Regions from separate parts of the Homo sapiens genome. Here region 1 is linked to region 2. A link is a contact called in ENCODE Hi-C or POLR2A ChIA-PET data. All regions are on one chromosome and are shown on one strand. The core of a region is the stretch at or near the end of the contact, and the rest is flanking DNA. Distances in the headings are between cores, read along the strand shown.

What was found. Hi-C counts contacts between places; a loop is a spot of excess contacts on that map. ChIA-PET counts read pairs that join two places held with the same protein, here RNA polymerase II (POLR2A). Pooled maps may share reads with other maps.
Region 1: a pooled map shows a loop between it and region 2 (2.1-fold over the local background). The contact joins two enhancer-like sites. A Hi-C loop is called at or near these places in 2 of 50 pooled maps. POLR2A ChIA-PET finds 5 or more read pairs at or near these places in 2 of 52 experiments (activated T-cell and naive thymus-derived CD8-positive, alpha-beta T cell).

The regions. Positions count from the first base shown.
Region 1 is chr3:72,337,729-72,340,428 of GRCh38, forward strand. No RefSeq gene overlaps it. Among named protein-coding and RNA genes, the nearest start is that of RYBP, 110 kb to the right of the region's middle. RefSeq lists a silencer at 1,673-1,782. Within about 2 kb of position 1,388, at least 10 of the 41 ENCODE cell types and tissues checked have a DNase peak (open chromatin) inside an H3K27ac peak, as active enhancers do.
Region 2 is chr3:71,700,971-71,703,670 of GRCh38, forward strand. The region is part of intron 2 of EIF4E3 (eukaryotic translation initiation factor 4E family member 3); the gene reads right to left. Among named protein-coding and RNA genes, the nearest start is that of EIF4E3, 23 kb to the right of the region's middle. Within about 2 kb of position 1,366, at least 5 of the 41 ENCODE cell types and tissues checked have a DNase peak (open chromatin) inside an H3K27ac peak, as active enhancers do.

The DNA.
Region 1 (2,700 bases), core at 138-2,637, 640 kb after region 2:
CAGGACAGGATCTGAGTGTGGGTGGGTTAGGTTCACCTATGTAGAGCAAGGCGGAAGTGACGAGGAAGTGGAGGAGCAAGAGGAGAGGGAGGAAAAGGAAGGGGGAAGCGAGGGAGGCAAAAGGAGGAGGCCAGCGATTGCAGGGGTATCTCATACTCTCACTCTCCCCTACCTGGGGACAGCAGGGGTGTTGGAAAGGGCACTGGGGGTCCCTGCTCTGAGAAAACCCTCATGGGGCATCCAGGTGGTGGACTGGAAAACTGTCCCAAGGGTCTTCTGCCCTCTCTCCATGGCCGTCAGCCCCATGGCCTCTCTGGCTGACAAGTGGGTTCCCCTGAACTCATATGTCAACTTAATTGCCTCCCCCTGCCCCTATCCTTCCTGATGAATAGGAGTAGCTGGCTGACTGGGGACCACTTATTCTGGACATTGCTGAAGAGGGTCAAGGCATGCTTTCGGTTTGATCTAGGGTTTCTGTCAGTGATCGCTAGTGATTCATGTGATACTGTAAGAAGTCAGTCAGGGCCTTGGTGTTGACAAGGTTAGATGATTGATTGACTGACTGACTGACTGACTGACTGACTGACTGATGGTCACTGTGGGTTTCACTGTAGCTGGCTGGCTGTGATCTGGACTGACCAGGCCATGGACTGTGGGAGCTTGTGACTATGACTGGGCCAACTGCAACTGGGCTGATGGATTCAGTGGATTGAACATGACTGGTGAGGAGACAGGTTGACAAGGAGACCAACTCATTGACCACATGCATGATGGACTGACTGGCCAGTTGATGACAATGGGTTTGGTGTATGGTTGACTGGTTGGTTGTTTAATTCAAACTGACTGGATAACTAGGCAGCTTACTATGACTGACTATTGTGACTGCCTGCCTGGCTGACTGAGGGAATAACTGAGTCAGTGTGACTGGCAGGCTGATTCAGACTGACTGGATGTCTGGATGACTATGATCTCCTAACTGATAGCCGTCAGTGATGATCTTGACTGACTGACTAGCCGGCTCTGGGATTGGCTGTCTCTTCCAGACTGACTTGGTAACCGTGGGTCTGACTGTGACCCCTGCGTCTTGACTGACCGCCTTGATTGCATGCCTGACATTTTGAGATCAACTGACTGGCTGGTTGCCTGGTGTTTCATTGTGGCTGTGGCACAGCCTACGGCTACCTGTGACTAACCATGAAACTGACTACACCCAACTCACAGGACAGACCGGGTGGACTGACCACCTGCCTTAGTCATGGAAAACTGACTCTGGCTGACTCAACTGCCAGAGACTGACTGAGATGAACAGGCCAGCCAAGAGACAGCTGGGTGACTCGTGGTGAGTGGCTTTGTCTGACTGGATGGCTGTGACAATGTAACTGAGTCTGGCTGTGAGACAATAACCTGTGGATTGACTGACTTGAATGTGTTGACTGGGTGGCTGAATCTGATTGGCTATGTGGGTGACTGATGACTCCTGGCTGACTGGCTAACCCTGCCTTGACTGACTGATTGATGGGCTGACAGATCGAGTTTGACCAGGCAGCAGGAGACCTGCTGACCACGGCTGTGACTCACTGTGTGAGCGGCCATGTCTGACTGTGTAACACAATCTGACCAAGAGACAATGACTAATTGACTGACCAACTGACTGAGATTGGCTGGGTGTCTGACTGACCAGCTGTGACTGCAACTCCTGATGTGAGTGGGCGTTGACTGGGTGGCCCTGACTCGTATAGGCAAGTCTGGCTGTGAGACAACAGCTAACTCCCTGACTGGCCCAGTGTGCCAACTGGCTGACTGCTTGAGGCTGGCCAACAGACCAGCTGACCGTGCCTGGGACTCACGGTGTGCGTGGCCATGCCTCACTGTGTGGCCCTGGCTGTGTCTCGGAGTCTGACTGTGAGACAAGGGCAGACTGACTGACTTTCCTGGCCAACTGCCTCCAGGTAGCCTGTCAACACAGTCCCTACCCTTCCCAAAACCATTAAAGTGCTGCAGTGGGAGCTGGCCCAGCCTGAGGGGACAGAGCAGCTTCTGTGGAGCAGCAGGGACAGGAAGAGGGAAGCAGGAGCCGCTGGAGGGAGAAGAGGAGTAGGCCCTGCCCAGGAATGGGCCACACGGAAAGTTCTCCACCTCACCCTGGCGGGGGCTGGGTCACAGGCACACGTTCTTGGAGCTGTGTTTTGGCTCTAGTCTTATAGCTCCTTTGTTTGGGGGTGAGGGGGGAGGGGAGCTGGGGGAACCTATAAACATATTGAGCCAATAACTCACCTACAGGACTCCAATTATAGGGCTGGGGGAGAGAGGATAGCTGGGTGGGGGTGGGGCGGGCCACGGGCAGCCATTTATGGGGCTTGGATTGGGGCCAAACGCTGCCCTAGAAAATCCAGGTCTTGGAATGCAGGGCTGGAGAAGTCTTAGGAAGGAGCAATGTGTCTGTCAGTCACACCTCTGTTACCGCCACCATTTTATAGCTGGGGAAACAGAGGCCCACAGCCCTCAAGAGCCCAGGGCATTTCCCACACCCGGCCCCCCCTGGGGCTGTCCCCCAGAGCCCGGGCAGGTGGTGAGCCTCAGCCCTCCCTTACTCTCCCGCAAGATGCTGGGCAGCAGAATTTGGGGGGCAGGGTCGATGACCTTGGGCAAGTTACTCCATCTCTCTGAGCCTCAGTTGCTTCATCAGTTAAACAGCTGTTT
Region 2 (2,700 bases), core at 116-2,615:
AGAGCCAGCCCTCCCTCTGGCATGTGAAGATACAAGGAGAGGATGGCCATGTACAAACGAGGAAGAGGGCCCTCACCTGGATGTGCCCATGCTCGCACCCTCATCTCAGACTTCCAGGCTCCAGAACTGTGAGAAACAAGGGTTTGTTGCATAAACTGCCCAGTCTATGGTATTTGGTTATAGTAGCCTGAACTAAGACACAGGGCAACTGGTAAACAGAAATAGATTATACAAAAATAATAAAGTAATAGTAAAACAGGAAGTCTTGGCAAAGACAAGTGATCTGGAGCTGTTCTCTGAGCCAGGCTTTGTTCTATGAACATTTACATGTTTATGCAATTTATCCTAATGACACTCTTAGGAGGAGGTATGATTATTATCCTTTTTTTAAAGATAAGGACACCAGGCAGAGACGAACCTGCCCAAGAGTCAGTTTGGTATGACCATTAGGATTAGGATGAGGATTGAGGCTATGAAGAAGAAAACACTTCCCCATTTGTTTGGAGTAGGTCATAGAATTACTACGCTATGAATGCTATCCACAGAATTACTGTGCAAATAAGAAATATTGTTCTGTGTGGTGAGGTAAGCATAGGGTGATCATCTGGGTCTCCCAGTAGGTCTGAGGAAAGCAGCACGAGTAAAATAGCAATTAGAAAAATCAATCCTAGGGCTCATGAACTGAGTCACATGGGTGGAATAGAATTTTAGCTATGTTGAATGATAATCCTGCTGGGTTGTTCAAGCCTGTTTTGTGTTAAAAAAATAATAAAGCTGAATTAACTGCAAAGGTGGCAATGATGAACTATAAGATCAAATTGAAGGCAAAAAACTACAGGATGACAGATGTATTAATTGAGAATCCACTTTGGCTCCCTTCTACTAAAATGGTGCTAGTGTAGTGAGGAGTTAAAAGCTACTGTATTAACAGTAGCTCCTCAAACACCCATCTGCCTCTATGGAGGTACCTATCCTGTAAATGCTTTGCTATTTGTACAAATAAGATTATTCCAATATTTCAGTTTCTGTGGTGTGAGGGTGGGTAGGCAGGGCTGGAATCTGAATCCAGGCAATTTGATTCCCAAACCTCTGTTCCTAACCACTCAGCTATTTTCTTCGAAGATACTACTATATGTTTTTGACACATCTTTCTCCAATCTTAGCAGCCAAGAATCAGGTCATGAAGCCACAGAAAGAGGGACACATGTTGAAGATATTTTCCCACCAGTAAAATGCCCATAATTCACAAGAGGCTGGTGGTTGTCAACTCCAGCCTGAGAACCTGGTTACGATGTGGCAATGACCTCTGTAGAATTTATGCACAAAATAACATTAAGAGGAAAACCCCTGCCTAAGGTAAAACTAAGAGGACTTTGGTGCTGGCAAACTTCAAGTCTCCTCAAAGGCATCACAAACCAAAGTTCCTGCCGTCATACCCCGGTCAAAGTTGTCAAATCTTGACTTTTTAACCTAGTACTTGAAGCACACTGAAAAAATACAACAAAACACTTCTTCCATTTCAAAGATCAGAAAAACACTAAAGATCATGCTAAGGATTGGAGCTTTAGAAGCTTCTCTTGAAAACAAAAACAGACAACTGATTCTGCTTGGCTTGGCAAATTTGACAGGAAGAGATTACAGCCCAAGAAGATCAGTGATAGACTTAACATATTCATTAAAGCACATATTTGTACGTTTTTGCTGAGCATAAAATAGGAGCAAAATATCCGGTCACACCATTAAAAAAAAAAAAAAAAGCCCTATTTGAAAAGCATGTGTCATTAAACTGGTCTGTTTCCCTGTTGCAAACCTCATCCAATAGGTAGAATATTTGTGAAGTATGTCTGCTGGTGAAATACCTACAGGAAGGAATCTAGCATTACTCAGCTCCTGAAAACCTCTTCCGCCCTTGCAGAAGTGAAAGGTCTGCTACAGCGGAAGCCTGGTAATTCAAGATTATACTCTCTGTAACACATCTTGAAAATGGAAACACTTAAATTTTACTATATATAAAATCTTGCAAATAGATTTCAGAAGCCTTTAGGCTTATAATTAATTCTGTTAGACTTGCAAATCCAAGATTGCAGTAAAAGTAAAACTAAGCACAATGTTTATTAATGATGGTTAAATGCTTTTTTTTCCCAAAAGCCTTGATAATCACCCTAAGACTAGGAGAGGTATAAAAGTTGAACATCATTCATTCAGTCAACATCTGTGACCATCAGTTGTGAACAGAGCACTGTGACGGGTCCTTGGGGAACTTAGCTGAATGCAGGAGGGTCAGCTTTTGACCACAGCAATCCACTCCTTGGGAGGTATGTTCTGGAACACCAATCTGGCACCTCTCCTGGAGAAACTGAGGCAGGGAAGACACCTGTCCAGTGGAGTCTAATACCTGGATTTAAGACCTAGGTTCTCAGCATAACCTTCACAGGTCATGTAGCCCGTGAAACCCACGTTGCCTCCTCTGTATAAGGATACAGCTATTTCACTGGAAAATGTAATGATGAAATGCAAAGTGAAAGCACTTGCTAGGCCTAAGGAAGGAAACAAAGTATGGTTAGACCCATTAATATGCTGACCACTTGATAAATCCCCAATCTGATAGCACTGATTGGAGCAACTATGCCCCACCTTACAGCCTTCTGCCAAATAGATAATCATTCATTACCAAGAAAACTGGCAAATTTCCTCCTCAAT